Regions from separate parts of the Homo sapiens genome. Here all the other regions are linked to region 1. A link is a loop called in an ENCODE intact Hi-C map of the cell type or tissue named here. Cell type or tissue: IMR-90. All regions are shown on one strand.

Region 1 (8,000 bases):
ATTGGTCAAATTATGTAAGCAAGTATTTACAATAAACAATTATATTAATTATACTTCAGCATGATTATAAAATCAAAGATAAAATTCTGAGGTCTAGCAAAACTAATGCTTTATTAATATAGTATTTTACAGTTTCTGAAACAGTTTTTAAAAACTGATTTATATTAAAATATTTCATAATTACTGGAACATTTTTACAAACCTTAGATCATTTGATAATATTCTAGTGAGATGATGGGCAGAGCCATTATTTTCTCTGCTCTACAGATGAAGTAACTGGAACTCAGAGACATCAGGTGATTTATCTGTGGTTCCAAAACTTGCAAACTGAGATTTGGATGCAGGCCTTAGGTTCTCAGTCTCACATGCCTTCCAGTTTTTCTGGTGTCCTGGATGGTACAGTAATCTAGTAGTGGCTACTAGTACAGATTCACCTGAAGATTTAAGTTTTACTATGAATTCCTTCAAATAGTATGAAGGTATTTAGAGTGTACAGGGCCCATTCAGTGTGTTTATGTTTTCTAAGGCTTAACCAATCCATTTTTCTTCAAAGCCTAAATTTCAGCCTACTAATAAGTTATAGTAACCAAAATTATTAATAATTATAACTAATTGCTGACATCTAGAAAGTGTCACCTGAAAGGCATGAGTGCTTTATCTCCAACAAACATAGAGTCATTCAAGGGCAAACTAACAATGACTCTGGTATTTTTGAATGCCCTCAGAAGAGTTCAGGGCATCCTTATTCTGAAGGATGTTTCTCCGACATAAGTAAATGGCTAACTCAACAAGAGGGTATATTCTACTTTAGCTGGTAAAATGCAACTGCTTGGAATATTGTAGGCACTCAGCAGTACCTGGATGTTGACAGCATTAATGAATAGATGATAAAGCATCCTGATCCATTGAAATCACTTCCTGTAACGTTCTTAGAGGTTTTTATTTTCTGATGAAGAAATTTGCTACAGTTTAAATCTGATCAGAAGTCAGTACATTAATGAAGCTGTGTGTATGCATATGTACAGAGTAAGTCAGTTAAGTAAATGGAAGATGTCAGTCATTCATATTTTTGTGAGAATATTGGTTACATGTAAAATTGTGGGAGGCAGAAGTTGAAAATGAACTATCAAAACATACGAAAACCTAAATAATGTGAGAAAAATTATCTAGAAATTCCTTTACTTAAAATAGGATAATAAAGAAGCCAAAAAAAAAAAAAAAAGGCTGGGCGTGGTGGTGCGTGCCTGTAATCCCAGCTACTCGGAAGGCTGAGGCAGGAGAATCACTTGAACCTGGGAGATGGAGGTTGCAGTGAGCCAAGATTGCACCACTGTACTCCAGCCTGGGCAGCAGAGAGAGACTCCATCTCAAAAAAAAAAAAAAAACAAAACAAAAAAACAAAAAAAGAAAAACATTCATTGATGTGAAAATACACAAAACGAGGTTGCAACGTTGTTGTTGTTGTTTTTCCCCAGCCCAGTACGTTTATGAGTCAGACACATTCTGCTGATAACATTGACTAACACGCGTGAAGGGGGTTGGGGAGGGGAGGGTAATGGGAGATCTGCTTGAACAGGTTGCTCAGGTAATCCTGATGTGCTTCTCTTCCCTGACTCCTCCCATTGAGAATTACTTGTCTATATTTCACTGTACTCAAAAGTATAGATGCACTAATGGAAAATTTTGCCTGTGATAACCTGTTATAATTTTATAACAAAGATGTTAGTTAATTGACATCCGCCTGAAATACTTGAGTGTGATATGTGCATAAATTACACTCTCATCTTTATTAGTTGGAAATGATGTAAATAACATACAGGATTAAAGCCTACCTGGAACTGAATCCCAACCTTGAGGAAGTAACAGAACTTCCTTGGTTCTCAGTGTCTAGAGCAATGGGGATAGTGCCACATCTCATATAATTCTTAAGGACATTCAGTGAGAAAACAGATAAAGAGTTCCTGCTATTATATCTGGCAGATAGTACTTGCTCTTTGCCTCATCTCGGTCAGTCATCCATAGTTAAACTTGAGTAACTCTTATTGAGCAAGCTGTTTTATTTGTTACATTTCTGCAGTTGGTTTTCCTTTTAAAATCTGGACTGGGGCTGTGGATTCCTGAACAGAGCTGGACCACAGCTCTAGTGTGGTACTCTGATAGGAACAAGAGCCTTTTGGGAACAATACATTCACTGAAGGTGGACACAGATGGTCACAGGTGAACATTGTGGGCGGCAAGGTCAGAGAGGTCAATGCTTCCAGGACAAAGCTAGGGGCCTATCCTGTGCTCTCTTACTGCCATCTCTTCCACGTTTTTCTAATCTTCACCTTTATCATTTTTTTTATTTTCACATATTCTAACAAAAATGCTCTCAATCCATGATAATTTTCTTGGCTTTTTTTTTTTTTGCATATGAGAAACATGCTGCTATTCTGACCATTTTTGTGCTAATCATTGATTGCTGCTCACCCACTTGAGATATGGTTAAATAGTTACCATGGACTGAATTAGCCCTTTCTGTTTATTGTTGAGGAAGAACAGATAATTTCATTCCTTTGCTATCTCAGTCATTTACTATTTAAGGTCGACTTTTCAGAATTTTGTTCAAAATGGTTACTTTGAGTCAAATACTACTTTTTCAGTGGAACTGCTTCTTGGTTCTTCACTGGAACCCACATCTACTCTTCCATCTTCAAATAACAGGAAAATGGAAATTTGTTCCTGTTGCATTCTTCACCCTCAGAATTCATCTGTTGTGCTGGGTCATCCAATTTTCTATTCTTCCCTTCCCCAAAAGAAGTGGCATAATCCAGTGGATGTCTAACTTAACACACAAAGGCAGAGAAAAATGGGTTCTAGTTTATTCCTTGGTTGTTGGGAGGTGGAGGAGTTTGACTTACTCCATGACTCACTTTTCTCATCTGTGTAATGAGGATAGTCATTCTAACATAACTTCCTCCATTTCAACTTCCTGCCTGGACACTTTTGTTGGAGCCTGAATGCAAGAGCCATTCTCACTGGGATGCCACAGCTCTGGAGACTTCTTATAGATGTTGTTTGGAACACTCCAGGCTTGGAGATGGGCCTTTAGACACTGCCTGTAGTACTGCTTAGCAACAGCTCTACAGACATAAAGAGATTGCAGTGGCTGCTCCTTCCTGGCTCCACCATTCAGCAAGAGCTCCACAGGTAATCTGATGACCATGATTGTAGCAATAAGGCTCTATGGCTTAGAGTCTTGGCTCTGGAGCACTTTAAAAGATAGAGTCAGAATTTAGTTGTTTGGGCTCAAATAAAATTTGACTTTCCAGAGTACTGAAAATAAAAGAAAATGTTTATTTCTAGTATTTTTATTGTAAAGTGGTAAAAACTGTCTCAAGATAGTTGTAGGTGCTGAAGTGATCAAGGAAGTAACTAGTTATAAGCAGATTATAAAAAACTAAACCTATGGTAGCCAACCTTTGATTCTCTGTATCTCAAAGTGACCTCTCTCTGAGGACATTAATTTGAATCTTCCTCTGGTGTGATGAAAAAAGAAATTCTTATTTTCATTTTGCTTTGTAAGGAATTTCTTTACCCTTTCCTATGCTTATCAGCATATCGTTTTCAAAATCAGCTTAGCAGACCGACTGTGACCTTCCAATTGAAATGAAACATCTTCCTTTTTATCAACCGAAGGTTGTGGCTTTTGGCATGAAATTACCCAGATGGATTTATTAATTTTAGCCTCTTAACACAGACTCACTCAGACTCACCTAACTGATGAGTTTCCAGATAATAAAGAAAAAGACCATTTTAGAATAAAAATAACAACTCAGAGTCTGAACTGAATTTGCCTGGAGAATTTTCATTGGTTCATACCGGATGACTCACTTTACAGTAAATTCCAAGTCTGTGGCCAGAAAATTTGTGAGTCTGAGTCAGATAGACAAGAACCTTAATAAAACAGGAGCCAATGGCCCTGGCATTCCGCTCAGCAGTGCCTTGAAAACACAGGCACTAATAAACTGCTTTGTGAATTGTCTTTCTGGGAATATCTGTATGTTGCAGAAGGCTCGTTCTCCCTGCAGAAGCCTCTATGCTCTCCTGTGAGAGGGCTGGGAAGCAGGACTTGCTGTGCTCTTGTTCTTTAATCACTTGTGAGGCAACACAGGGTAATATTATTGTATCATCTGGCCAGCTGACAGGAAGAGATTAAAAATTATTTCAACAGCAATACATTGAAACTCCAAAGTAGTCCAGGGCATTGCGGTGACCTTCAACGAACCCTTGCTATATGACTCAGAAGCAAGATGCAGCCAAGTTGGGGCCAAGATGGATTTTGAGAAAAGGCAAATTCTGACTTTTCTGCCTCACTGGATTCAGCATCTCCTGCTTACCCAGAGCTGTCTGAAACAGCACGAGAAACTAGCGGAGTCTCATAAAGTGTGTTACTAAAAAAGCTTAGAGGACATTTATTTTAAATGAGAAGAATTACTGCTCATGGTGGTTTAAAATCCTAATGGTCACTGTGGGTCTCCTCTGAATACCAAATCTCCTTGTTGAGCACTTGCTGTGTGCTTCTCGACAAAAATGGAAACCCGAGTCAAAAGGATAGCCTTGAAGTCTCTTTCCTCCTTTGTCCCCTCCACGTGGCAGAGCGTATTTTTGTAGTTTGAGATCAAGTCTGCCAGCTTGCATTAGCATATCATCCGCCTGGTTACCAAGAAAATGTGCCTGAAGAAGAAAAACAAGAGCGTGTTCGCGGTCATTAGGCTCACATCATGAGCATGAATCAGCAGTTTGGAATTTGCGAGGCTGGGGCTGAAGTAGGCTGGGGAGCCAGCAGAGCCAGCAGAGTGGGCAGGAGAACTCCAGGCTGCCTGACTGCCCCTTGCCTCCTCCTCAAGTGCAGCGCAGCCACCCCTGGTTAAGGAAAAGGCTGAGAGACCCATGACGCAAGGATGTCCTAATCCCTGCATGTCTGCGTTTTCCTGACTTCTTTAACAAATGTTGACCATCTGTAAAGGCAAAAAACGCCTTTGATAGTAGTTATATATGAATCTTTGTATTTGAAAGAAACAGAAATTAATGCAAAAAAATTAATTTACTCTGATTTGCTTTGGACATTTTCTATCATTGGTGTTTGAAAGCAATACTAGTATGCAGATACTAGTGTGGCTGATTTATGCCATGCACAATAAATATACAAGAGATGAAAGATAATTTTAAACTCCTGTAATGCTAGCAGTAATGTAGATAATTGACAATCTGTCTTTTCGCTCCTACACCTCGTGTGCATAAAACAATGCCCACCTTGCAATAAACACTCAGGAAATGATTAATAAATTAAGTCTGTCTTTTGTCTTTCCTACATCCTTGTGTTACAACATCTCTCTGTGTGTTTGTTCCACAAAATGTCTAAATGAAGTCATAGCTGCATTTTTAAAGCACCGTGTTGCTTTGCATGTACCTTTTCATTATCTTACTAAGCTCTCACAAAACACCCTTTAAATCTTCACTTATCAGATGAGAAAACTAAGGCACAGGCAGGTCAAGTGACTTACCCAGAGTGAGGGGAGTTACTTGACGGTAGAGGCAGGACTTTAACCCAGATCTCCTGGCTTTTCAGGGCTTTCATGCTCTCCCACAATGAACAAGGCTGTATCAGTCAAAAACTCTCTCCTAGTTATCGTGACTTTGGGTGAAGACTTTGGGCTACGGTGTTGCATCTCACAGGAAGTCTGTGATCAGGGGCAATTGATCATTTGACCCTATTGTCAGTCATGAACCCTGCAGAAAGCTTTGTTTTATCAGACAGCTGTCTAAAGAAGCAGAAGGTTTAGAGCAGTTGCCTTCAGAAGCAGCACTTCCAGGAGACAGGGAGGGCTGGAGCAGAGACAGGGTGGTGTTCAGGATTGGGCACCAGGAACGTGTAGATGCAGAACCCCCAGGTGTTCACAAGAAGGGCAGCCAGGAAGGGACATGGGCAATGCTTGGGCCAGACCACACTTCCTTCTCTGTTCTGCCTGTGTCATCTTCTCTTCCTAATCTGTGTGGGTTGCCATCATTCCATGGCTCTCCTGGGTGATTCTCTAGGGCCCATGACTTAATGCTGATGGGATTAATTTTAATGGCTCTACACAAAGTCAGAATGCTCTTTTAATAATATACTATTGATTTTCTCCATGCATTGGGTGTAAGCTTATTTCTGCATGGGATTCTGTGGAGCAATAGGAGTTTACATTTATATTCAAATCTGGCAGCCATACGTCAGGCCTCCTCTCAGGATGAGCACAGACCACTGTGGTGCACCACTATGAATCTGTATAATGAAAACTGCCTTTGCTACTTTCCTTTTTCATTTTAGGAAAAGGAAATACATTTTGTATACATCAATGAAATTATTAGAATACCCTCTGATACAGAGCTCAGCTCTCTTGGGAAACCAGACCTCTTATGGGTGAAGAGAGAAATAAAATATTAGGAAGCTAAATCATATGTATCTTTATCTTGGCTCTTAGCAGCAAGGCAACTTTATAAAATGTGATTATGAATTATTGAAATTTTTCTTAAAGACAGAAAACTATAAATAAAAGTCATCCAAAGGAAAAACATTGCCATGATTTATGTGCATTCTTTAAATAATTCACCAAGAGGAAATTAGAAATATTTGTTTATATGCTTGTTTGTTTATGAGATGTTTCTGTCAAAAAGAATTTAATAGGAAATCTGTTTTCACTCAAGTCCAAATTGAAATTTCAGAAATGGGCTACCCCAATGCAGAATTCATCATCATAAATGTTAAGGATTTGGGGACCGTGAAGGCACCCTCTTATCAAAACTTGTGGGCACATATGTGTGGCTGGGTGTGCCGGGTGGGGCAGCAACATGATGTCAGGTTGTGTCCTTGCTCTTCTTATTCTTTAGAGCTCTTCTCCCTCAGGATACTCCAGCTAAGAAAGTATGGACGCTTCCCCTAGTTTAGAATGCACTTCAGATGGATTCCAAGCTAGAACAAGGTCTATCTGGAGGTGAAGTCATGTGACATGAACTAATGGCTAGATTTCTACTGAGGAAGCTTGGGGTCCTTGTCTATAAGGTAAAACTATCAATATTATCAACCTCTTATGATTAGTGAGGATAGAATGACATCATGACTATGAACATCTTTTATGAAGTAGAATGTTGGGCTGAGGTCAGCTGTCTTTTCTGTCTAGAGGATGAAGAGATCCTCCTAGCTTGGCGGAATACTCTGCTCTGATGGAAGTACCATCCTGGTCCAAACATGAAAGAATTCCCAACATCAAGATTGATTGAAACATATTCAATGGGTATGTGTGATCTTCACATATGTATCTATTGGAAGTATAACAAAATTCTTCCATTTGTGTGGTGGTGAATGTAAAATTTGTATAGCGGTGAATGTAAAATCAGAATGCAAAACCAGAAAATCAGAACCTGGGCTACTCTCCACTGTCCTCCACAAATTAGCTCTGTAAACTTGGGTAAGTCACTATACCTTTAGGCCTTATTTTTATTATTTGTAAAGCATAGGATTTGGATTAGGACATATGACAAGTATTAAAACTATGATACTAAAAGAAGTATAATGAGTAGATCTTTTAAAATGGTAGCTCCTTTAATATAGTTTAAGCCTTGATAAGAATCAGGGGAAAATAGTTCAACTCAGCTTCAGCTTCTCAAAAATCATGATTTCCACATAAGAAAGATGACCCTCCAGGGGAGAGGGAAAAGCAGAGAGGGACATGGCACCCTGCTGTGCAAGCCACAGGGAGGACACACATTTTGTCTGAGAAGACACATGTTTTTATTCAAACGGGACTCTACACCTGTGAGGAACTTACTGTGGTGAAGGTAACGTGCTCTATCCCTGAGAATCAACTTAAAAAAAGGATCCCTGAGAATCCTTGAAAAGGAACAGAACTCCTAATCAGGAAACACTGCATAGAATTTAAACATTAGAAATGAAAGTGTGTGCTAAGAATGAAACAACAACA
Region 2 (8,000 bases), 310 kb before region 1:
GCAACAGAATTATAAAAGCAATATAACAGTTAGGTCTTCAGTTACTCCAAGTAGATAAGAATTTCATAGGTAACAATATTACTTGGAAAAAAACCTTTTCAATTATTCTCACAAACATCAGTTCATTTGAAATTTTAGCATGTCTTATGCTATTCTTATATGTTCATGCCATTCTTTGCTTTCCCTCCTTGCTTATTATACAGTCATACTGAATTCTGTACCTACTTCCTTTTCCTTCAGTTGGGACCATCTTTGGCTGAATTACACAACTATGTTTGACAGCCTATGCTATACTTCCATCCTAGAGTGTGGAAGGCCTTCAAACAGTCTCAGGTAATAGGAACGTGGTAATCTGCTCTTTTTACTCCCAAAGGCTGGAAAACCGTATGACACATAGCAGACACTCAATGAATGAATGAGTTTTCTTAAAACCTAAGAAACATGTTTTATGTCCAGTAATATCTTTTTTTTTTTTTTTGTAAGGGTATCACTGTCACCCAGGGTAGAGTGCAGAGGCACAATCATGGCTCACTGCAGCCTCAACCTTCTGGGCTCAAGGGATCCTCCTGTCTCAGCCTCCAGAGCAGCTGGGACTACAGGCACTTGCCACTACCCCTGGCTTTTTTGTTTGTTTGTTTGTTTTGGTAGAGCCAAGGTCTCGCTATGTTTCCTTGGCTGGTCTTGAACTTCTGGAGTCAAGCCTCCCAAAATGCTGAGATTACATGCATGAGCCACCATGTCCGCTCCAGTCATATCTTCTTAGGTAAGATTAGTTCACTTTTCGGAAAACCAATAAAAAGTATACAACAGTGGAAAAACGTTCTAATCCTGTCACTATCAGGAAATTGGACTCGATTTTCTCTAGGATCCATTATAGCCCTTAAAATCCCATAAATTACATTTCCAGCCCATTCATTTTATCTTCAATGACTTTTGTAGGTTGTTATTACAATCACAACAATATTTCCTCTTATTGCTTATTTTTCCCTGTGGGATTTGTACTGTCAGCAAAGTAGAAACAAAAAATAGTAAAATAAACAGGCCATGGGCCCGCAGTCAGTGATAAAGTCTGAGAGTATCGCTCCTGGGCAAGTTTTCACTACCGTCACTACCACTGTGTATTATGAAAATGTCTGACACACATATTCTGACAACCTCTACTTTTATATGAAGAATGAGACAGTATCAAAACTGGTATATTCATTATAAATTGTTAATATTTTGTAAGATTATATATCTTTTCAGAGAATCTGTTCTTCAATTATTTTCAATGAGGAACAAGGCAAAGAAAAGTAATGATATTATTCTAATCTCTACAGAAGGGACATATTCAATTTCCAACCTAGGAATGGAAGACTAGAGTACACATAAAATAGAAAGCAACTGGAGAACTGTGATATCCGGTGAGGTTTCTGGAAATACATTTATATCTTGCAAAGTTTAAAGATAAGAATAAGGATCATGATATTTTCTATGAACTACATTTAGAAATGACAATAAGTTATCCTATAATAGTATATGTTTAATTATATAATATTCTGTGAAAGTAAATTTCTTTGAGTAGATATTCTCCTACTAAACCAAGAAAAAATTTAAGGGAAAACTGTTCCTTCTTACCACAGTAAAAAAGGTAAACCCAAGAGCACAATTTTAATTCATCAGAAACACTGAAGGTTAACCTCTCTTACCATTTCTTTCAGTACATTCTTTTACTTTCAGCAAACAGGGTAATTTAAACCTTTTTAAGTATTTTGATATGCCTTCAAAATGTTGCTACTCTGAATTGCCTTACTACTCTGAATAAAAAGTCAGTAGATGATTTTTACTTTTAATGGCCTAAGTCTTGAAGAGATTTAACCATAATGTGATTATTTTTCAATAACAAAGTTAAAATCTAAATACCACTGTAATGGGATCAAAGAATATTGATGGAAGCATTTGTGAAAAGAGGATGAGCTTTAGATTAGGACCAATACTGTCCTTTATTTTGTGTGAACATAAAAACAATTTAAAAAAATTGAGCATCATCAGAAACCTTTGATTTCTTCATCCACACTGTTATGGGGGATAAATGAAAGTCAATAAATAAAAGCAGCAGTACATGATACATTTATCCTACTAATGATAAAAAAATAAACTTTCTGTAAGTAGCAGGTTACCAGGAAAAAATGAAAATACATTAAATGATCTGTAATAACTAAAACAATCTAACTGTGCTGTAGTTTTCTCATCTGTGAAACGTCATTTGCATTCTTAACCTGATCAGTGTGAGGATCACCTGCAACTTAATTTTTAAATTTTATTTTAATTTAGTTTAGTTTAGTTCGGTTTATTTTATTTTATTTATCTGGAGACACAGTCTCAGTCTGTCTCCCAGGCTGGAGTTCAGTGGTGCAATCACAGTTCCCTACGACCTCTGCCTCCCGGCTGTGAAAGTGATTCTAGTGCCTCAGCCTCCCAGTAGCTGGGATTACAGGCATGCACCACCATGCCCGGCAAATTTCTTTATTTTTAGTAGAGACAGGGTTTCACCATATTGGCCAGGCTGGTCTTGAACTCCTGGCCTCAAATGATCCGCCTGCCTTGGCCTCCCAAAGTGCTGAGATTACAGGCATGTGCCATCGCACCTGGCCAAGCCCTGCATGTTTAAGAATAGACTTTTCAACCATAATTAGACTTCAAGGTCTTTTATATTGCTCGTTCTCTTGACCAGTGATAAACTGCTAGGAAGGAAAAACACCATAACTCAAGACCTGGAACTCCAGTTCCTTTCCAAATATTTCACGTAACAGTTTCACAGCCCTGTCTCCAAAGGCAGTGGCAGAACAAAAAGGCAGTGTATTTCCTCATGGTTACACCACAGATCTCAAGATGTTATGACTGCTTTAAAACGACATCCTCTCTATATACAGTAATTAACATGTTTCTTTTCTACCATCTGCCTAAGAATACTGCTACCCAGCCTGTCAAACACTTAAACCAGTATTTCTCAATTTTGGCTCTATATCACAAGCATCCACAAAGATTTAAAAAACAAAAAATTACAGATGTCATGCCCCTTGCCATACTCACTGAATCAGAAGCTCTAAAGAAGAAATCCAAGCATGTTTGGGCATTGTTTGTACATTTTGGTTTTTTCAGCTCCACAAATTATTCTAATGTATAGCCATAGTTGAGAAACACTGGGAAACCTTGTGGACATAAGTATAATTAAGCATTACCTTCCCTAAATAATCTATTTATATACATATAATCTATTAAATAACTTCTCTGATTTCCTTTTTTTCTAATTGAATAATCATGAATTCCCTATCTCCTCCCAGGTCTTATTTTCCAAATGTTTAATAATTTTCTACTCTCATCTAAATTAGCTTCTGACTGACTTAATAGAAATATGCTCAAAACAACAGTTTAGTAAGTCTTTACCAAAGATGAACATAATGAAGAGCACTTCATTTTGTATATTATGGGCTATGAATGTGCTTGCAATCCAAAGCCTTTGCCAACTGATTAATTACAGTTTTAGAGTACCCCATTCCATAGTTGCACCTACTTGATAAACGTCAGTTTTAAAACCTCTTTTTGAAGACCACCTATGTTTTCACCAATAAAAGTTAATATCAACTTCTCTTTTCCAGTGTAGTGTGTAAGGAGCATGGAAATCATTTTATCTTAACAAGAAGTAAAAAGCTGAACAAACTGGAAAATCAACAACTCTTCTTAAAGATCTGTAAGAGAAGTGAGACACAAGAAAAACCACTGCCCCCAAACTGGAAAGACAGACAGGTGGATACAGAGAATCACAACTTGCTGAAAGCAGAAACCCATAAGCACAAACCTCTGTGAAAACCTGTGTCCGGGTAAGGAAGCAAGCACTGTAACTGAGGAATAGCCGGAGGCTCAAAATAGGCAAGTCAGAAAGTCAAAAACTCCAGGGGAACCCAGTCATAGAGATGTCCCCACATCTTTGTAAATTTTACCTCTAAAGCTTGAGCAGGTTCTCACAATGAATATTGGAGAAAATTCCCTCATGCTACCAGCAGAGGGAAGAGAAAAGGCAACCATTTTTAAATATGCAAGAGCATATTCTGTTCTTAACAACAAGGACTGCCTTCAGAAATAACACTTTTACGAGAGCCTAACCTGCTGGGGTTTTATCAGGGACCAACTAACCTGAGAGAAGAAAAATCACTCCAGTGGGCCCAAGCCTTCCAAGTAAAGGAAGAGAAGTACGCAACTCCAGCCCACTTTAGCCATCTTATTCCACCTAAAAGGGAGTGGGAGGAAGTGTGGGGAGAAGAGATTAAGAAGCACTCCTGAAGTTCACAGTCCAAGAGCACAGACTCACTAAAAAACTGACACCTAATGACAGGACTATAGCACACTTCCCTTCCCCCCACACCATTACCAAAGGCCTATTTGCAGCAGTTCCTTTTACTTAGTACATCATGTCCCGATATCAGGAAAAAATTAAAAGGCAAAAAATACAGTTGGAAGAGATGGAGCAAGCATCAGAATCAGACTTCGAAATGGCAGTAATGTTGCAATTATCAGACTAGGAATTTAAAACAACCATGATTTATATGCTAAGGGCTCTAATGGATAAAGTACACAATACCAAACAACAGATGGGCAATATAAGCAGAACGATGGAAATTCTAAGAACCAGTCAAAAAGAAATGCTAGAATCCAAAAACACTTTAACAGAAGTAAAGAATGCCTTTGACAGACTCCATAGTAGTCTGGACACAGCTAAGGAAATAGTCTCTTAACCTGAGGATACCTCAACAGAAATGTCCAAAATTGAAAAGCAAAGAGAAAAAAAACTGGAAAAAAACAGAACAGAGTATCTGAGAACAGAGAGACAACAACAAAAGGCGTACATGTAACAGGAAAACCAGGAGAAGAGGGAACAGAAAGAAATATTTAAAGCAATAATGACTGTGAATTTCCTCTAAATCAATGTCGGATACCAACCACAAATTCGAGAAGCTAAGAAAATACCAAGCAGAATAAATGCTAAAAAAAAAAAGAAAGCTACACCTAGACATATTATATTCAAATTGCAGAAATCCAAAGATTAAAAAAAAATCTTGAAAGAAGCCATTGGAAAAAAACCCCTTACCAACAGAGGTGCAAAGATAAAAATTATTTCTGACTTCTCACAAGAAACCATGCAGGCAAGAAGAGAGAGAAATAAAACATTTAAAGTGCAGAAAGTTAAAAAAAAAAAAACTGGAATTCTGTACACTGCAAAATTAGCCTTCAAAACTGAAGAAGTAATGAAAACTTGCTCAAACAAAAACTGACAAAATGACCTGTGCTGCAAAAAATGTCAAAGTTGTTTTTTTCTTAAAGAAAATGACATAGATCAGAAACTCAGCTCTACATAAAGGAAGGCAGCATCAGAGAAATAGAGGCAAAAATAAAAACTTTTCTGTTTCTTAACTGATCTAGTAGTAATAGTTTCTTCAAAATAATAACAGCAACAATGTATCCAGTTTATGTATGTTTACATATATAAACACATATGCTTATATATAGGTGAAATGAATGACAGCAATGACATAAGTGATCAGAGTAAAGAATTACAATTTCTTTTTGTTATTACAAGGTACTCATATGACCTGTGAAGCAGTACAGTGTTCTTTCAAAGTAGACCCAGATTAACAGTAAATATATACTGCATATTCTAGAGCAACTATTTAAAAAAATAAAAGAAGTATAACTGATATGCTAAGAAACTGATATGCTAAGAAAGGAGAGAAAATGTGGAACCATATAAAATGGTCAATTAAAACCACAAGAGGCATAAAAAGAACGGGAAACAAAAATAGAAACAAAAACAAGGGCAACAAATAGAGAACAGTAACAAATATGGTAGGTATTATTTGAAGTATATCAACATTCACTTTAAACTTCAATGGCCTAAATGCACCAATTAAAAGACAGATTGTCAAAGTGGATCTAAAACTAAGACCCAGCTATACGCTGTCTGCAAGAAATTCACTTTAAATATAAAGACACATATAGAATAAAAGTAAATAGATGAAGAAAGATATGCCATGCTTTCACTAATCAAAAGAAAGCAAAGTAGCTATATTAATTTCAGACACAGACTTCAGACCAAGGAAAGTCATTAAAGTGGGGCATTACAAAATGAAAAAAGAGTCAATTCTCCAAGAACCACAACAATCCTTAAGGTGTATGCACCTAAGAACAGAGTGTCAAAATATATGAGACAAAAACTCATAAAACTGCAAGGAGAAATATATGAATCCGCTATTACAGTTGTAAACTTTAACATCCCTCTATCAGAAATGGACAGATCCAGCAGGCAGAAAAAAAGTGCCAACAGAGCTGAACTCAACACCATTCTTTACCAACTAGATATAATGGACATCTACAGTCTACGTTATCCAATAACAGCAAAACACACATTCTTCTCAAACTCACATGGAACATTAACCAAGACAGAATATATTCTGGGCCATAAAATATACCTCAAAAAATTTGAAAGAATAGAAACTATACAATGTCTGCTCTTGGAACATAATGGAAGTAAACTAGAAATCGATAACAAAAAGAGAGCTGGAAAATCCCAAAATATGTAGAGATTAAACAAAACAATTCTATTAACACTTGGGTCAAAAAAGATATTAAGAGAGAATTTTTTAAATGTTTTGAACTAAATAAAAATGAAAACAACTTATCAAAATTTATGGGAAACACAGAAAATAGTACTTAAAGGGAATTTATAGCATTGAATTCATATATATTAAAGAAGAAACAGGTAAAATCAATCACTTCTGCTTTAAGAAACTACAAAAAGAAGAGGAAACTGAACCCAAAGTAAACAGAAGAAAATAAATAATAACAGTTAAGGAAGAAATCAGTGAAACTGAATACAGGAGATCAAAAGAGAAAAATCAACAAAACTAAAAGCTGCTTCCTTCAAAAAAAAAAAAAAAAAAAAACAAGCTTCTAGCCATGCTAAGGAAAAAGGAGAGGGGACACAAATTACTAACATCAGAAATGAAAGACAGACATCACTTTAATTTCCATGGACATTAAAAGAATAAAGGAATACTAAAAACAAATCTATGCCCACAATTTTGATGACACAGATGAAATGGACCGACCAACTCCTTAAAAAATACAATCTACCAAAACTCAGACAAGAAGAAACAATCTGAATAGGCTTCTATACATTAAAGAAACTGAATCAATTAATAGATTCCCAAAATAGAAAGTACCAGGACCAGATGGGTTGACTGGTGAATTATAACAAGTTTCTAGTCTCTTTCAGAAGATAAAGGCAGAGGAAATATATCCTAACTCATTTTATGAGCCCAGCATTACACTAATATGAATACCAAAGGCATTACGAGAAAAGAAAACTAAGATCAATCCTTCTCATGAAGATGGATGCAAAAATTCTCAATACAATTTTTACCAAACTGAATTCAACAGTGTATAAAAAGAATCACACAGCATGACCAAATGGGATTTATACCAGGTATGCAAGTCTAGTTCAACATTTGAAAACATTTAGAAAACATTTTTCTAAAAAAAGAAAAATCACATGATTATATCAACTGATGCAGAAAATCCAACACTCATTCCAGATAAACACTGTCGGTAAACTACGAATACAGGTGAAGTTGCTCAACTTGATAAAGAACATCTACATAAAAACTACAGCTAACACACTTAATAGCAAAACACTCAAAGCTTCTCCACTACAATCAGAAACAAGGCAAGGATATCCCTCTTATCACGCCTTTCAACACTGTAATGGGAGCACCAGCTAATGCAATGAGCAAAGGAAATAAAAGGTATGCACATAGATTAGGAAGAAAGAAAGAAAACTTTCTTTGTTCATTGATAACATGATCAACTATGCAGCTATCAGAAAGAATGAACAGAAAAACTCCTGCAACCAATATGTGATTATAGCAAGGTGGCCAGGATATGCAAGGTTAACATACAAAACTCAT
Region 3 (8,000 bases), 150 kb before region 1:
ATTGAGGGTCCCCAAGCCCTGGGCCATGGACTGGTACTGGTCTGTGGCCTGTTAGGAACCAGACCACACAGCAGGAGGTGAGTGGAGGTTGAGCAAACATTACCGCTTGCGCTCCGCCTCCTATCAGATCAGCTGCGGCATTAGATTCTCATAGCAGCACAAACTCTATTGTGAAATGCACATGGAGGGATCTAGGTTGCACAATCCTTATGAGAATCTAATGCTTGATGACCTAAGGTGGAACAGTTTCATCCCAAAACCATCCCCCTACCCAGTCCGTGGGAAAATTGTCTTCCATGAAACAGGTCCCTGGTGCCAAAAAGGTTGGGGACTACTGGCTTGGATAATTATTAAAGGGAAAGGAGGGACGGATCAACCTTTCTTCCATTATTTTAAGCAATTCAGCTATGGCCCCAGACATGCACACTGCATTCTGCAAAGCAACAGCTCTGCAGATCAGCAGAGCCTCCCCTCCCCTTGTACAAAGAGGTGTAGTAACCGTTTTTTGTTATTACTGTACTAATGCCTCTTATCCCTACCACTCATCAAAAACTCATCTTTGAAACAGTTACCAGAGTTAATTTTCTAAAATAAGAATTTGATCGTGTTATGGTAGGCAAATGAAATAGCATGTTTAAAGCTGGGGGTATATTAAAATAAAAACACATTTTTGGGTAACCTCAAGTAGTTGTTCATGGCTGGATATTGGGTTTGCAGATGAGACCAGAAAGGCACTGGGGGAACTATGGGCCTTCTTGGCAGAGGGAAGAGTGTTTCACTTTTCTCCACCTCAAGAAGGAATTGAATTTGCCTTCCTACCATGTAGAATACTGCAGTTTCCCTGTGAGAAGTTCTAGTAAAACTAATTTTCTCTAGTGACATGCTAATACCTCGTAGAGATTGGTCCCCTGAGAAGCTTTAAGCTGGCTTTCTTTATAATTTTACTAACCAGGAGGGAACTCCCTCATCTTCCATTGTCTCTTTTTTTTGTTTTCAACTCAATTTCCAACTCATCTCTCTTCTTCTCTCTCATACACAAAAAGTCGATTCTAATTTGTCACCTATGCTCTTAATTTCATCCTTTTCTATATCCTCCAGAACTGTGAGTGATCAATTATAACCTCTCTTTATACAAACACTGTTTATAGTCTGTAAACAGGCTCATTTTTCAAAATGAAAAACAATCTTATTCTTTTGAGCTTGTGCCCCCATAGCCATAATCTTATCTATCTTCTTGTAAAGCCACAGTTTTGGTAACAATAATAATTCATAATGATTATTAAATATTGGCTATGTATCAAGCACTTTAACCTCTATCATTTTATTTTATAGACATTTGTCATAATAGTCATTTGTAATTAGTGTAGTTTCTATTTTACCCATGGAGAAACTGCCACCTGGAAAGGTTAATTAGGCTTCACAGAAAACAGGTGTCTGAACTAGGATTTAGAGCCAGATTTGTCTGAATCTAAAGCCTTTCAAACAATAGCAGTATAGTTTCCCGACAAGCCTATGTTTGTTCTTTGCACTTCCGTATTTTCCAGAACCTGAGAGGAGAGTGACATCATCTAGTCGCCAATCCCATGGCCACTCTCCAGTCTTTATTGGTCTTAATTATTCTGCAGCACGTGGCATCCTGAAGCACTGTTTTCTCGTGGTTTCCACAACACCATTGTGTTCTGGTTATTTCTTATTTTAACCAGTTCTTCTGTCTTCTTTGCTGGCAAGTTTTACTTCTCCTGTCCCATGCATGGTAGCGTTCCTTGGGTTCCAGCTTTGACAAGGATTTCATCTGCTCTCACAGTGCCAACTCCAGCATCCAGAACTGTGGCACCAACTTAGACCTTTCACCTGAATTTCAGCATATTCTTTCTAGCTGCCTACAAGATTCTTGGCTGGGCACAGTGGCTCACGCCTCTAATCCCAGCACTTTGGGAGGCTGAGGCGGGCATATCACGAGGTCAAGAGATTGAGGCAATCCTGGCCAACATGGTGAAACCTGTCTCTATTAAAAATACAAAAACTAGCTGGCCGTGGTGGCACGTGCCTGTAGTCCCAGCTACTTGGGAGGCTGAGGCAGGAGAATCGCTTGAACCTGGGAGGTGGAGGTTGCAGTGAGCCGAGATAGAGATTGTACCACTGCACTCCAGCCGGGCGATGGAGGGAGACTCCATCTCAAAAAAAAAAAAAAAAAAGAAAAAGAAAAAGAAAAGAAAAGAAAAGAAAAGAAAAGAAAAAAGATTCTTACACGTGGACATTTCACACAGAAACTGAAACTGAAAATGCAACAGCTAGGAGGTTGAACCCATTATCTTCTTCCCAGAACTGCCTTTTTCTTTTTTTTGGTGAATGGAAATAGCATCCTCCTCTTACTACATTTCGAGCTCTGTTGGCTTCCTAGACTCCTTCTTGGTCTCCGCAACTAACAAATATGTTCCATATCTTTGCTATTTTTTTTCTGTATCCATTTCCTTACTATATGTTTCATATCTACGAATTTTACACCCTCCTCTGTACTTTTTCAGACTTTTGTCATCTTTCTCCTGATCCATTGTTGTGGTCTTCCTCCAGAATCCTGTACCCCTTATCCCTACCACCCATCAAAAACTCACCTTTGAATCAGTTACAGAATTAATCTTCAAAAATAAGAATTTGATCATATTATGGTAGGGAAAATAAATAGCATGTTTAAAGCTGTGGGTGTATTATAATCAAGACACATTTTGGGGTAACCTCAGGGAGTTGTCTATGGCTGGATATTGGGTTCTGCAGATGAGGCCAGAAAGGCACTGGGGGAATGGATCAAGACGTCTCCGACACCACTCTCTAAATAGGGGGTCAGCAAATGTTTCCTTTTTTTTTTTTTTTTTCTGAGACAGAGTCTCGTGCTGTCACCAGGCTGGAATGCAGTGGTGCGATCTCAGCTCACTGCAACCTCCGCCTCCCAGGTTCAAGTGATTCTCCTGCCTCAGCCTCCCGAGTAGCTGGGACTACAGGCACTCGCCACCGTGCCCAGGTAATTTTTGTATTTTTAGTAGAGATGGAGTTTCACCATGTTGGCCAGGATGGTCTCAATCTCTTAACCTCGTGATCCGCCTGCCTAGGGCTCCCAAAGTGTTGGGATTACAGGCATGAGCCACCACGCCCGGCCAGCAAATGTTTCCTTTTAAGTGGGGCTTTGTGGGCCATGTACAATTTCTGTCCCATCTTATCTTATTTTCTCCATCCTTTAAGATGTGAGGAGCATTCTTAGCTGCACACCTTGCACAAACAGGTCATGGGCTAGATTTGGCCAGTAGGCCTTAGTTTACTAACTCCTGCTCTAGAGATTGGATATCATCTGTGGTGGTTAGCAGGCAATGAATGGTTTTCGGCAGGGAGTGCACCAATCAGAAGGGAACTGAACTTTCAGGTGAGACAGAGTGACACAAGGCCCTGCTCTATTTGGAACACTTTACTTTTCCTCTAAAGTGGTGATAGTGGAAGCCATGGGGTGGTGACCCCTCTGGCATCTTCAGCTCCCAGCACTTTCTCCAGCCAACCCAACCCACAAGGGAAGGGAACTGGACACTGTCTTAGTATAGATGAAGAAGTTGTTGATGCTGGGAAGTTCAGGGAATGCTTCCCAGTGGCAATGAGTCATTTAGTAGAAACTTATGAGAACAAGAGTTAAGAAGTTATACAAAAGGCAGAAGTGATGGTAGTTGCAAAGGTTCACAGGCACTAATGACCATGACTTGTCACTTTGGACTGATTTATTTTTAGCCACTTGAAACACCTAAGGAGATACTTAGTAGAATGCACCATACTGGGATATTTTCCTGTTGGCACTGAGAGAGATCAATGAGGAATCTGTCCTCACTATCTTTGGGTGAGCATGCTATTACACACTTCATTGGAATGCACTTGCTTTTTCCTAGAGTGTGGAACTCTCAATGTTAGTATTGTAAAAGGCAAAGTAATGTCCTTGAGCTATAACAATGAATACCTTGAGCTGTAACAATGAATGAAAGCAGAGGTTCTCACACTCTGCTTTCATTGAATGGGGTCTCGGTAGATGTATGTTGAGTGAATAACACATACATTCTGGAGTGGATGCTCATGGTAGATCTTGGTGTTCAGAATGCCTTGGCAGTTTGTCGCTGGGCTATATGGATTTATTCTTCTCTAAGTTGATTCTAGTGAGTTTGAAACGTCTTGTGATGCCACTAGGGAACCATATTTACAAAACTCATATTCAGTGTAGCCTTCTACCACTTTTGGTGGTTACCTTAATGAACGTTTCTAATATACATATGTTATATATAGAAATTCATGCTCTATTGCTCTTATTTATATACTATCATAAAAAGATGAACTTTAAATTCTATACTGAGAATTTCTCTAAATTTTATGTGTATTTCCTTAGGGGATGCAAAATAAAATTCTGTTTTGGGGTGTTCTGAATATGCTGGATTATCTCTATTATGTTTTATTTATTTAAATTTTTTAGAGGTAGAGTTTTGCTGTGTTGCCCAGGCTGGTCTTAAACTCTTGGCCTCAAGTGATCCTCCTGCCTCAGCCTCCTGAGTAGTTGAGACTATTAGCACATGCTACCATGCCTGGCTTATTATTTTTTATTGAGTCATAATTTATAAACCACAAAATACGTTTATGGAGTGGTTTTCCTTCAACTGATTCCTGGCAGAGTATTATTATCATATTTTTCATTTGTACTGACTTTTGTCATTTATAAACCATTTTACCCACATGGTCTCATCTGACCTTGCCGCAGGTACTGTTTCATGAATCTTACATGCCATAGCTTATAAATGCACCTTTAAAAATGTACCACTATGAAAGCAAAAAATAATTCTACTTAACCATGACAAAATACTTTGAGTCACTTATAAAATTTATTTTATGCCTCTTATAAATGTGCTTTGAATCTTCCCTTCAGCCATAGATGAATTCCCTAATTATTCCATGTGACTTATGACTTGAAGTGCCTCAAATAGGTGCATTATTATAGCAAATAGGTAAAAGAACTAGGTAATAGATCAAGGAAATTTACCTTGTTGCTACATCCCACATTAAATTCCTGAGTTCTCAGTCTGGAGGCTTCCATACCCAGGTTCAGCAGAGAGATGGCTTGAAACAGAGACTATGCATATAGCTAGGAAGAACTCTGGAGGTGGTGACAGAGACATTACCAAGTTCTCACCTTAGCAATTCCTTAGCTTTATACTTCTGGAATACCAGGGCAGCCCTAAGCAGCAACTTGGTCCCAAACACTGATGTGGAGTATTGAAAGCAACCATGCATGGTGATATGCACCTCAATTTCAGTTGCTAATATGGAAAGAGATGTGCATCTAATAACCACCAAGGGTATTTTATTACCATTATGTAAATGAGGAAATCTAGTTGCAGGGGTTTACTAGTAGCTGGAAGAGGCAGTACCAGGAATTACGGTTGGTCTTTCCAAGGTAAATTCTATGCTCATTAGTCTCTGCCATAACTTCCTCATATGTTCAGGCTATTGATCTGAAAGGTAAATTCAGTTTTCAAAGAGAAGACCAATAAAATTTGCTTGGATCTTTTGGAAATTCCTTGCTTTCTTTTTCCCGTAAATCACTCCTCAAGAAATTCTAACCTATAAGACTCAGCTTAAAACACTCAAATGGATGAGGACATGGAAAGTCATTTTCTTTGAGCCTTTTCACATCTTTCAAAACTTACTTGAACCAATGCTGTGTGCATGTGATGATACCATCCCACAGCTAAAAACAGTCTATTTCAGTGCTGCCTGAAATTGACAGAAAATGAAATAAAATCCCATATAATGACAACCATTTAAAAGTCTCTGTCCTCTAGGAATCAAAGGACTCAGCAGCATGTCACAGAGGAGGACTGAATCACAAATGAAGTAGATTTAGAGGTACCTCTTTAAAGTAATGATGAAGCACTGATTTTTCTAATGTGTCCCCCAGCACCGGTGATAGTAAGTCACTTCTAATTACCTTTTCCTTTCTGGGCTATATATAGATAAATGCTTGGGATATTAAAATGCCTTGTGGGCTGGTTATTTAATTGCTACAGAATTGATTTCATGAAGGAAGGAAAAACAGATTAGATCCTAAGATGTAAATGTGAGACTTGACAGACTGCAGTGTGTGCTCAAGTCTATCAATAGAACTGCCAGCCCCCAGTCTCTAGCTGGCTATGATGGATCCTTGCAGCACAAGAGGAACACATTTGACAATTACAAGAGCAAATGCAACTGTCCTCCCCTCCAAAATAACAAGCAATGGTGCATTTTTGTGTTCTCATTTCTCATGCCATCTAGTGTATTATATACATTATCAAAATAATTTTAAATTAGAATGGCTTCCCTGTTTGCTTATGAAGCCTTCATGCTTCCCTTTTGCTCTTTTTTCTTTGTTTATTCTTTACTTCAATATCACAGGTGGTGGTGGTATGCTCTATTTTGGACACTAGAGAAGTAGGTTTCGTATTTTTTCTGTGTCTCATGACTACAAACTAGGAAACACATAAAATACATTTTCTCTGATCTTGCTTCAGAGAAATCTTGCCATTTCAGATGAGATACCCACATAACAGAAAACATCAGGCTTAATATTACTTTAAAATTCATTTACCTAACATTTATTTGTTTAGCAAATGTCAGCTTAGTATTTACATTGTGTCAGGCACTGCTGTGTGTGCTGTGGATTCAGTGATGCATAAGACAAAGTCCTTGCTCTCACTTTCCCTCCTCTCTAAATGGGAAACACACCAAGAGCAGAAATGTAACAGATTCCCCTCAACTTATGATGGGGCAATGTCCCAATAACCCATTGTAAGTTGAAATGTAAGTAAAAATGCATTTAATGCTTGGGCAAAATCATCTAACACAAAACCTATTTTATTATAAAATATTGAATATCTCATGTGATTTATTGAATACTCTACTGAAAGTGAAAAACAGTATGGCTGCATGAGTACCTGATGTACAATTTCTACTGAATGTGTAAGGCTTTCAACTCCATTGTAAAGTCGAAAAATCTGAAGTCAAGCCGTAGTAAGTCAGAGGCAGTCTGCATTAGGTCATGACAAGAGCAATTAAGGTATATTTTATTAATATATTTTCAGGTATATTTTTCTTTATTGCAATTATGAAGGTAGGGTAGCATATTAATCTTCTTGAACTGCCATAACAAAATATCATAAACCGAGTGGCTTAAACAACAGAAATTTATTTATCCCCATTCTGCAGGCTAAGAATTCCAAGATCAAGGTGCTGGCAAGGTGGGTTTCATTCTAAGGTTTCTTCTTTTGGCTTGTAGTTGGCTGCCTTTTCTCTACATTTTCTGAGAAACCGTTTTTTGTGTGCTTCCAGAGAGACAGAGAAAGAGGGAGAGAGCTCTCTAGTGTCTCTGCTTATAAGGACATTAATTCTGGCCGGGCGCGATGGCTCACGCCTGTAATCCCAGCACTTTGGGAGGCCGAGGCGGGTGGATCACTAGGTCAGGAGATCGAGACCATCCTGGCTCACATGGTGAAACCCCATCTGTATTAAAAGTACAAAAAAATTAGCTGGACGTGGTGGCGGGCGCCTGTAGTCCCAGCTACTTGGGAGGCTGAGGCAGTAGAATGGCGTGAACCTGGGAGGCGGAGCTTGCAGTGAGCCGAGACCGCGCCACTGCACTCCAGCCTGGGTGACAGAGCAAAACTCCATCTCAAAAAAAAAAAAAAAAAAAAAAAATATTTTAAAAAACACCTGCATATGCTCATATTGTTATGGAGACAGGGTCTTGCTATGTTGCCCAGGCCAGTTTTGAACTCCTGGTTTCAAATGATCCTCTTGCTTCAGCCTCTCAAAGTGTTGGGATTACAGGCTTGAGCCACTGTGTTCTGCCTATCAACATGTGGAAAGCATGTGTGTAAATAGATAGCATAAAGGTAAACTTAGGCTATAAACCCTTTAACATTTCTGACAAAGTAAGGTCTGAATTAACG

What was found. Hi-C counts contacts between places; a loop is a spot of excess contacts. Peaks named below come from ENCODE experiments on the same cell type or tissue, not always from the same donor. Only the 100,000 strongest peaks of a DNase experiment are listed, where the experiment ranks them.
Region 2: a loop joins it to region 1, with 2.3 times the contacts of the local background. A loop is called at or near these places in 11 of 110 quality-filtered maps.
Region 3: a loop joins it to region 1, with 7 times the contacts of the local background. A loop is called at or near these places in 3 of 110 quality-filtered maps.

Annotation. Positions count from the first base shown.
Region 1 is chr6:146,910,865-146,918,864 of GRCh38, reverse strand. The region is part of intron 7 of STXBP5-AS1 (STXBP5 antisense RNA 1); the gene reads left to right. Among named protein-coding and RNA genes, the nearest start is that of LUADT1, 240 kb to the left of the region's middle. In IMR-90, a CTCF peak has its summit at 4,636; DNase peaks (open chromatin) are centred at 3,024, 3,904, 4,234 and 4,784; H3K4me3 peaks cover 1,638 bases; H3K27ac peaks cover 3,477 bases.
Region 2 is chr6:147,218,777-147,226,776 of GRCh38, reverse strand. The region is part of intron 2 of STXBP5 (syntaxin binding protein 5); the gene reads right to left. Among named protein-coding and RNA genes, the nearest start is that of STXBP5-AS1, 18 kb to the right of the region's middle. In IMR-90, a CTCF peak has its summit at 4,051 (motif pointing right); no DNase peak of the experiment used is centred here; H3K27ac peaks cover 1,194 bases.
Region 3 is chr6:147,059,526-147,067,525 of GRCh38, reverse strand. All of the region lies in intron 5 of STXBP5-AS1 (STXBP5 antisense RNA 1), which reads left to right. Among named protein-coding and RNA genes, the nearest start is that of LUADT1, 95 kb to the left of the region's middle. In IMR-90, no CTCF peak of the experiment used is centred here; DNase peaks (open chromatin) are centred at 3,625 and 3,885; H3K27ac peaks cover 477 bases.